Linked DNA regions of Homo sapiens: region 1 is linked to region 2. A link is a contact called in ENCODE Hi-C or POLR2A ChIA-PET data. All regions are on one chromosome and are shown on one strand. Each heading gives the region's core, a stretch centred on a gene start or an enhancer-like site at or near the end of the contact. The rest is flanking DNA. Distances are from core to core; before and after follow the strand shown.

Region 1 (5,063 bases), core at 1,890-4,389, 270 kb after region 2:
CGTCAAGATGAAAGAAAGGTGAAACACCAGGTAGAATCAGCAAACTGATAAGCAGCCCTGTTTAAATCCATGGAAAGGTAATGTTTAAAGAAGACATTTGTTTTAATTGATTTTTATTTTACGTGTACACATTAACTTCATAAATCTTACCTTTCATACCAAGAAGCCTAGATCAGCTAGCGTGTTAATATGCTGACGGCTGAGAGCAAAAATAGATAACCTAAAGTTGTCTAACAAATTAGACATCACTTAAGAGGAAACTCAAGTGTGTTTCAGGGAGCAGTGGCAGATCTGCCTTAGATTTTTAACCACTGCATCATCCTGTTAATCAAGATCAATCAGATACAAAAATCTTTGGTCAGAACCAGTATTACAAAAGAACCTAAGAATTTCTGCTTTCTCATCTTTCTGTTTACCATAACACAGGCATATATCCAAAAATATATAGAAAGCAAAAATTTGGAGAGAATGACATGCGCTTTCCTAAATGCACCTTAATGCTTTCCCTGGTGTTACTATTACTACTGTTGGAAGCATCACTGTTGAAATGAGCCTGTACGTCACACACATTGCTCCCCACACAGCAACACTTCTGATGAGGGCAGCCCCCTGCCTTGTTATTCATTGAGAAATAGAAACTCTGATTATTTAGAGCAAAATTTCAGATTTGAAGAAGTTTTCCTAATAAGGAAGAATGATGTAATTTTCATGGAGGGGGGCCAGGTTCCCTTCATTTGTTTTATTTATATTAGCTGAATTCCAGGGGAAAATGGGCTATGAAGCATGAGGGCTGCTAACTATATTTAGCCACACAAAGTTAGTACATCAGGGGTCATTTTTTCTTTAAGTTATACACTCATAAATGGGCTGGAAGATATTTTTCCCGGCATCTTGTTTTTATAAAGTTTGATCAAGCATAAATACTTTTATTAAGATGCTATCTTTTATTTCGAGTGTGAAGAAAGTATCCATTGTAATCTCTTTAATTTGGCATGTTTCTCTGAGATACTGGTTTTTGGGTCAAAAGATGGATAACTAATAACAATACCTTGGTTCAGAAGATTGTATTAACTTTCCAGAGTGCTCACGCCTGTCATCCCAGCACTTTGGGAGGCCAACTCAGGAGAATTGCTTGAGCTTAGGAATTGGAGACCAGCTTGGGCAACACAGGGAGACCCCATCTCTACAAAAGTAAAAAAATTAGCTGGGCACGGTGGCACATACCTGCGGTTCCAGCTACTTGGGAGGCTAAGGTGGAAGGATCACTTGGGCCTGGGAGGTCGAGGCTGCAGTGAGCCGTGATAGTGCCACCGCACTCCAACCAGGGCAACAGAATGAGACCCAGTCTCAAAAAAAATAAAAATTAAAAAAAAAAATCCAGAGTGGGCTTTAAGAAGGAAGCAATAGTAGTTTCTTGGAAGAAAGATAATGTGTGTTTAAGAGTCCCGTTCTGCCCATTGTCTGGCACTATTCAATCTGGATTCACTCCCATCCCCCTCACCTTACTCTAAATATAAAAATAGTCGGTGCGTCTTAAGACAGTAGACTATCATTTTTGTACTTTTGCATTAAGACTTTTATTTAAATGTATTTATAAACTGGAGAAAAATTTGTAGCATTTAAACATAAAACCTCAGCGTTATAATTGGTCATTCCTTCCTCTTGTCAACGTGTTACAACATTTTTGCTTTGCTCTGTTACATGACTCGGGGCTTACCTGCATTTCACGTGAGAGAAAAGTCAAATTCATCTCCACCCCACAGCCTGCTATCTTCTGCCTTTTACCCTAAATCTTTGGAGGCGACAGCTTCCTCCCCATGACTGATAGTTATCCATGCTCACAGCTGCTGGCAGGACTGACTCCTTTACAACTGTGGCCTTGTAGTTGATCTGAACAGGATGATCCTGTCTATGGAAGCGGAGTCTTCTCTCACTGCCTGAAGGAGAAGGCTCTGCTGGAGATGGAGGGCTCTCATCTGTCAATGGGTAGCACCGACGGTGCCCCAGACATGCTGACCATGTGTGGATGTCTTAGAAGAGTGGAAAGGCTTGAGAAATGCAAGCTTAGAATCATTTCTAATATTACTTGATGGGAAGTCAGCAAATAGGAAACTTGTAAAAAATTGGAGGACAACTTTTTGCCACTATCATGGACAAATCTATCACCACTACCCCAAATATCGGTCCCTCAGAGACCAAGTCCTTAGATTCTGAGGCTCTGCTGTATAATTCCTGTTCAGTAGAGCATCTGGCGAACCTCTAGTAGGACAAACAGACAGTAACCCTTGTGAGAAGTGAGGGAACTTTTAGAACTAGGCCTCAAGGAGCACTGTACAGTAGAAACAGAATGTGAACCACCACAATGAAGACCACATATGCAGTTTGTTTTCTAGTAGTCACATTAAAAAGGAAAAAGAAATTAATTTTAATAGTACATGTTGTTTAACCCAATATATTCAAAATATTATTTTAACATGTAAATAATATAAAAATTGTCATAAGATCATTTTCCAATATCTTTTTAAACTAAATTTTTTAAATCTGCTGTGTACTTGACACTTACAACACGTCTCAATTCTGACTAACCACTGTTCAAGCACTTAATAGCTACATGTGGCTAATGGCTACCATAGTGGGACAGTGCAGGTCTGGAGGATGTGAAATCGGGTGAACACACAACCTTTACACCCGAAACAGTGCTGCAGAATTGATGATAATTACTCTAAATGCTCATCTCTTATCTTTTCGCGTCTGAAAACTGCTGCTGAGTGTACAAACCAGGTAACAGTAATAAGGGCCAATCCCAGTGGTAGAAATGGAGTTGATATGGTGGAGAAGGATCTGTTGACACCAGACCCTCAACCACAGCCATGCACAGCTGGACAGAAGCCCCCTCGGACTCCCAGGTCTGGAGTCGGGGCAGAGGCAGAAAGTCTAAAAAGAAATACATCAGTGTAGTCATTTCAGTAATAAATGCTGTGAAGTAAATAAAACAAGATAGTAAAAGAGAGATGGGAGTACTCTTCTTGCTCACTCCAATAGTTGAGTGAGTCATCTGGGAAGTAAGTTGTGCTGTGGAGTGTGAAAGGTGATTTTAATTCAGCCTGAGAGCCAGGCGCAGTGGCTACTGCCTGTAATCCTGCACTCTGGGAGGCCGAGGTGGGCAGATCACTTGAAGTCAGGAGTTTGAGGCCAGCCTGGCCAACATGGTGAAACCCTGTCTCTACTAAAATACAAAAATTATCTGTGCCTGGTGGTGCACGTCTGTAATCCCGGTTATTTGGGAGGCTGAGGCACAAGAATCACTTGAACCCAGGAGGCGGAGGTTGCAGTGAGCTGAGATCGTGCCACTGCACTCCAGTCTGGGATGACAGAGTCTCAAAAAACAAAAAATTCAGCCTGAGGAAAATACTTCCTCTAGTCCTCAACGTGACTAAAGAGATCCTCATTTTTCTTTAAGAGAGAATTTCATTATTTGAAAACACAATGCCCAAAGAAATGGAAGAAATTGAAGAAGCTGGTTTCTATGTACTTCAAATAATATTTTGGTGTGAGGCCCCACATGACAACATCTTTCCCCCAGGATACCACAGCTGACATAGCTAAAATATGAAGTATGGCCTAAATAATACACAGTGAGCTGATAACTTAGGAAATATTTTTTGTTTGTTTTAGCCAAGGCAAACGAATTAAAAATTTTAATGTTTTGTTTCCATATTTGCTTAAGTAAACTTCAAAACTAATTACTTGCAAAGAATTTTGCCTCGGCTACATGGATGACCAGTGAATGCTTTTGGGAGTGTAGGACTACACTGAATAATCGAATAAATCTATTGAATATGGAATTAAAAAAAAAAAACTAAGTAAAAAAGCATTAGAACCACCATACAGCTTATATCTATATGCTTATTATGTATGGGCTGGCTTAGGAGGGAACTTGAGAAATGGTAACAGTATTTGGTTGATGCTGGAGAGGGAAATTGGACTGGGAAGAAAAAGTAAGAGATGAAGATGTACTTTCAGTGTTCTCTTTATATCTTTTGCATTTTGAAGAGCAGAGGTTTTTAATTTTGATGAAGTCCCAGTTCATCAATTTTTTTTCTCTTATGGATCACCCTTTTGTTGTCTTATCTAAGAAATCTTTACCTAACTTATGGTCACAAAGATTTTCTCCTATGATTCCTTCTTGAAATGTTATAGTTTTAGATTCACATTTATGTTGAAGATTTTTTTTAATTTTTTTTTATTTTTTTAGAGATGGGGTCTCGCTCTGTCCCCCAGGCTAGAGTGTTGTGGCTGCAAGATCATGACCTCCTGAGCCCAGTTGATCCTCCCATCTCAGCCTCCCGAGTAGCTGGGACTACAGGCATGCATCACCATGCCCAGCTAATTTTTTAGTTTTCTGTAGAGACAGGGTCTCACTTTGTTGCCAATGCTGGTCTCAACCTTCTGGACTCAAGTGATCCTCCCCCTTCGGCCTCCCAAAGTGCTGGGATTACAGGCATGAGCCACCATCCCTGGCCTGTTGAAGACTGATATTAGTTAACTTTTGTATAAGGTATCAGTTGTGAGCTGAGGTTGGAAATCCAATAGGGTTTGGAGGGGTTTTTTGTTTGTATTTAATCATGTGTATTCTTTAAAAAATAGGATTTAATTTCAAGAGATTAAAAAGAAATATTGTATAGAAATGTCTGCAGTTATAATAAGTAGTTCAATTTTAAAAAGAAAAAGTTGTTTTGTTTGCTTTGTTTTGAGACAGGATCTTGTTCTGTCATCCAGTCTGGAGTGTAGTGGCATGATCATGGCTCCCTGCAGCCTTGTTCTCCTGGGCTCAAGCAAGTAGCTGGGACTACAGACTCACACCATCACACCTGGCTAATTTTTTTTTTTATTTTAGCATAGACGAGGTTTCACTGTGTTGCCTAGGCTGGTCTCAAGATCTGGGCTCAAGTGATCCTCCCACCTCAACCTCCCAAAGTGCTGAGATTACAGGCATGCAACACTGTGCCCAGCCAAGAAAAAAGTTTTATTATGACTACTGTACTGATTTTCAGGAACAGTCA
Region 2 (5,299 bases), core at 2,601-5,100:
CTTCTAGTAGTTTTACAGTTTCATGTCTTACATTTAAATCTTGAATTCACTTTTAGTTGACCTTGTATGTGGAGTGAGGTAAGGGTCTACTTTCCTTCTTCTGCATATAAATATCCAGTTTTTCTAGTGCCATTTATTGAAGAAACTGTCCTTTCCCCATTATGTAATTTGGGCACCCTTGTTGAAGACCAACTGTCCATATATGTATGGGTTTATTTCTGGGTTCTCTACTATGTTTCATTGGTCTATATGTCTGTTTTTATGCAAGTATCTTACTGCTCTCATTACTGTTTTATAGTTCTCAGTGTGTCCAGATTTTTCACCTCCTTGATTAAATGTCTTCTTAGGTATTTTATTGATTTTATGCTATTGTAAATGGGATTGTTTTCTTAATTTCTTTTTCATATAGTTCATTGTTAGTGTACAGAAACACAACTGACTTTTGTATGTTGACTTTGTATCCTGCTACTTTACTGAATTTGTTTATCAGATTTTTTGTGGAGTCGTTAGGGCTTTCTATATAAAAGATCAGATCATCTGTGAACAGAGACTATTTGACTTCTCCCTTTTGTGATCTGAATCCCTTTTATTCCTTTTTCTTGCCTAATTGCTCTGGCTAGGACCTCCTGTACTATGTTGAATTTCTGATCTTAGAGGAAAAGCTTTCATTTCTTCGCTGTTTATGATGTTAGCTATGGGCTTGTCATATATGCCTTTAGTATATTGAGGAACATTTCTTTGATACCTATCTCGTTGAGAATTCTTATGAAAGGAGTTAATTTTGTCAAATGTTCTTTCTGCATCTATGGAGATGATCAGATAATATTTATCCCTCATCCTGTTAATGTGGTATGTCACATTTATTGATTTGCATATGTTGAATTATTCTTGCATCACAGGGAGAAATCTCACTTGATCCTGATGTATGATCCTTTTAATATGCTATGAATTTGGTTTGCTGGTATTTTGTTGTGGGAAAATATAATGTTATATGCATAGTTGCCTCCAACCTAAGCCAGTGCCTGATAAATGAAAGGCTTTGCACTCTTAATTGAACAAATTCCTTGGTTCCAGTACTTTACTGTTCATTGAAAGCCAGGAAGTACTGGGACAAAGAAATTATTAGAGTTGATAATAAAAGAGTAAACAGCATACTCATTATTAGCAGCGTACTTTCTCATTTTCCCTCCCTGATAGGACTTTAACTCTCTTCTATATATTTCAGCCCTAATGTACTTATCATATAGTCTTTAGGAACAAGAGAAAAGACCAAGTAGAATATGTACAAAACTAAAATAAATACAGAGACATTTCTTTTTGTTTTATTAGGAAAAGTTAGGAGGATGAGAAACAGTGAAATCTAAGATATTGTTCCTACAATATTTTGCTATGTGTATGGTATGGATGAATAAAGTGAAATATCCTTTATAATTATCTAAAAAGTATGTGAAAGTGAATAGATGATGCTGAAACTAAAAAATTTTATTCTAGATCAGTGCTTCTCAAACATTAATGTGCATACGAATCACCTGAGGAGTTTTCCAAGCACATTTCGATTCAGCAGGTCTGGGCTGGAGACTGAGATTCCACAATCACAAAGAGCTCCCAGGGAGTACTGATACTGCTGGTCTGCATATCACACTTGGAGTAGAAAGGTTCTAGATTACATAGACCGTCATCTTCATGCACCAGACTTATTTCCTAGTCTGGGTTCCTCTGGAAATATTTCCAGTGCACCAATCAGTTTGATGGAGTTGGATAAAGAGGGAGACTCAAGATTTACTTCACTTGAAAAGAATATTTATTTTCCATTTAAGGCTAATGGACTAATGGACTAAATATTACACATCTCAGCCCTTGGGATATCTGTGATAATATTTTTCTTTTCCTACCAATGTGCTTTTACTCTATACTTCTGCTCTGCTGGGTGGCCAATGGGACCTTGTCTGTTTACCAAGCCTAGTTCTCAGGTCTACTTTCCTTCGATATCTTTTCTTTCTTCCAACCTTCCAATCCAAACTGAGGTGGTGGTATTCCCCACCACCAAGAAAGGCATAGTTTCCATTTTTTCTCTACCAGTTCTAGTACATGCAATTAAATTTTCTGAGCCCAAAATTTCTCATCTCTGAAATAAGGAGCATGAAACTCTGTGCGTGGGTGCATATGAAGCTAATGAAATGGCACATAAAGTGTCTAACACAAAGAAGGAACCAAATAAATATCAGATTCTATCCCTATCCCACTTTTATTTTGTCCCATTCCAATGTGGCTTTGCATAATTGGAAATCATTATGTATAGACATCAGGTAAAATCTAGCACCAGCTTATATAGTACTCTAAGACCATCAGGTTTTTTTTTTTTTTACCTCGTCTTCAGTTTTAATTTAAAGCAATTAAAATTAATATATTCAGATTTCAACAAAGTGTAAGCATCCCTCTGCTGAACCACTGTATCATTACAGTGTGCGTTAAGAATGCCAATAGGCATGGAACAGATGCCAGATAACCAAGATGGTACTTTTACTGGGTCTGGCATTAAACAAAGAAATGTGTTCATAAGTCATCTTTCTTGGATCTCAACCAAAAATTGTTATTTTGGATTTTGTCATCTTTCCATTTAAATTTCTACTTAATCCTTCATTAGAGTATGTGTTAACAATCTTAATTTGTGTGATTGCCTTCATGAAAAGTTGGATATATAAAATAAATGTCACTTTTAAGGCATCTAAGGAATTGTTTTCTATCTTAGTCACCAAGTATGTCAGACACATTGCTTACAATGTCTTCTATTTCAATCTGTGGTTTGTTTCTGCCATCCAAAAATGAGTAAACTTTAGTTTCACCCAGCCGTGTTTCTGAATATGAACATTCAAATGTGGACCATGTGTGATGGAAAATCCTGCCATGGCTGAGAATATGGATAAACTTGAGGGGGACTGTTTGATGGAAAGTCATTATATAATGTATATTTTCTTTCATTCATTTAACAAACATTTATTCTAGGCCAATGGTGAGCAAAATATTCCCTCAACAAAGTACCCATGCACACACACATGAAGAAACTACACATTTATTTGGAATGTCTAGTAGAGTTCCCCCCTTTCTTGGCTATTTTACACCAGTTCCCATATAACTGGTTTATATAATAATAGTTATTTATGATAAAAATTTGACTAATTCTAACTGACAAGAAGATAGATATGTTTGTTTTGGAAACTATTTCTATTTGGTAATAGATTCCAAATGTATTGAATGGTCTCTAAAAGATGTAGGAACACAGGACATACTGCTCATGATGTACAACAAAAACAATAGTTTCAAAATTTTATGACATATTGCAGTTTATCAAGTGGTTTTATAACCATTATCTTGTTTAATTCTCACAACATCCTTATGAGTAGTGTGTGTGTGTGACCATGAGAATATATGAGTGTGAGTGTGTGTGTGTGTGTGTGTGTGTCCGTGTAGGAGAGGAAATGATTAACCCATTTCATAGATGAGGTGTAACCCATTTCATAGATGAGGTGTAACTAACAATGTAGCTTCAATTATACTGGCAGGTCACAGAAAAGAGATTTGCAACCAGCCTTATGCCTCTCCTCCCACCTCTCTCTACTGACCCACATCTTTTTATGAAGTAGGGATTGCAGCCATCCCACAGCTCATCAATGCTGTCATGTCTATGCACGAAGGCACTCTTAGATAGAAGAGAAAACAGAGGGGGGCCTGGGATCCAGTCCCCAGCGCAGGCACTGAGTGTGCCCCTGGCCCCATCAGTTTAATTCTGAGCGCTCAGGACAGTATGAGGAGCAGCCTGTCGTTTTCGGAGACACCAGCTGAGGGAGCCTGTGGACACAATACCAGTTGAAAAGCTCCCCAGCCCAGGGTGGAACCAAGCAGCCCACGCCTGCTCTTAGGAGCCAAGTTTCCCAAACAATGTCAGAGTTAGCTTGGGGAATCTTCTTAGTACTCTTAAGAGGCCAGAGCTGAGATTTCCACACAATGACATATTAAAGTATTGGATCCAGGGTCCTTTGCATTGGTAGAATGTCAGGAAAATAGCATTAGCTAGATAAACTTCTTTCCCTCAAACCAAATACAGTCGTATTGTTTACTATTATAGGTCTATTAAGGTTGCTGTTTAAATGTTACCAATGTCCTCATATTTTGGTAATTTTGTTCGAGTTGGAAAGAAATGTCTTGAGAAATTTTTATTTAGCCAGAGTGTTTGAGCACTTTAAGATATCTTTAGTATACTACATCGCTTCTCCAGGTCCTCAAGAGACCTAAAAAAAAAAAAAAAAAAAAAAAAAGGCTTTCTAAGCAGTGCCTATCAAGCTACTACTTCCGGCCCCACAAAAAAGAAAAGCTGAGACTCTTCACCCCTTGATTCCAGTATTCCCAAACTCCTGGTAAACCATTAGGAATTAGATATGCCCCAAATTTATGTAGCAACTCCCTTCTTAAGAATATAGAGAACGTTTTTTTTTACACACCTTGTTACACCTCACAATTGAGCCTCAACTTGAGATTCCCTTGCCCAGCAAAGTCCAGAATTCACCACTGTCTACATGCTGGACCCAATTCGTTTTGCTGTCGTTGATCACTAATTTGGGAATTGTGGGAGGGAGAGGAGGAGCGAATCCCTCTCTTTACTTTAGAACTGGTAAAACTGAGATAGCCAGAGATTTCTAGAACTGCCAAGCTAAAACGTAAGCTGAATCATTGTGCAAGTATGGATTAGAACCCAGTACTGGGTTTGAACTGTAAACCCAGTTTCTGATCATATGGCTGCCCAGTGCTCCTGGTGGCAGAGCTGATTGCTTCCTGGGTTCAAATGGGTCATGCTTTCCAGGGCACTCTGGACATCCATGGAACAAGCCTAATTTAAACATTAGAGGTCTTTCAAACCCTTATATACCAAATCATCATCAGTTCAGTCTCTCAATTCTGCATTAATTCTTTTGTGGAATTAAAAAATATTTTCTCCTGAATTTCCTTAAAAAAAAATCGAACGTTCCCTCAGGGCAAGGAGACATAGCTAGGGGTACCATGCGATAAGAGAGTGAGTAAAAAGGAAAAGTCTAGTATCCTAGACAGTCTCTTTGCAGAGCTGCGCTTCTGCTCAGAAGACATTTGTCAATGCCTAGAGACATTTCGGTTGTCACCACTGGGAGAGGGGTGTACTAGAGAGTAGAAGCCAGAGAAGCTGCTAAACATCCCACAGTGCCCTGGACACCCCCCGACGACAAAGAATTCTCCAGCCCAAAATGCCTGCAGTGCTGATGTTGAAGAATGC

The links. Hi-C counts contacts between places; a loop is a spot of excess contacts on that map. ChIA-PET counts read pairs that join two places held with the same protein, here RNA polymerase II (POLR2A). Pooled maps may share reads with other maps.
Region 1: a pooled map shows a loop between it and region 2 (3-fold over the local background). The contact joins two enhancer-like sites. A Hi-C loop is called at or near these places in 3 of 168 maps with a recorded cell type or tissue (endothelial cell of umbilical vein, mammary epithelial cell and sigmoid colon), 1 of 37 single-sample maps with no recorded cell type and 4 of 50 pooled maps. POLR2A ChIA-PET finds 5 or more read pairs at or near these places in 1 of 52 experiments (activated T-cell).

Annotation. Positions count from the first base shown.
Region 1 is chr4:168,857,433-168,862,495 of GRCh38, forward strand. The region is part of intron 10 of PALLD (palladin, cytoskeletal associated protein); the gene reads left to right. It overlaps LOC102723331 (a long non-coding RNA gene), which reads right to left. Exons shown (of 2, transcript XR_007058358.1): 2 at 1-5,063. Among named protein-coding and RNA genes, the nearest start is that of CBR4, 150 kb to the right of the region's middle. Within about 2 kb of position 3,140, at least 2 of the 41 ENCODE cell types and tissues checked have a DNase peak (open chromatin) inside an H3K27ac peak, as active enhancers do.
Region 2 is chr4:168,581,866-168,587,164 of GRCh38, forward strand. All of the region lies in intron 2 of PALLD (palladin, cytoskeletal associated protein), which reads left to right. The region is part of intron 1 of LOC124900807 (a long non-coding RNA gene); the gene reads right to left. Among named protein-coding and RNA genes, the nearest start is that of PALLD-AS1, 64 kb to the right of the region's middle. Within about 2 kb of position 3,851, at least 6 of the 41 ENCODE cell types and tissues checked have a DNase peak (open chromatin) inside an H3K27ac peak, as active enhancers do.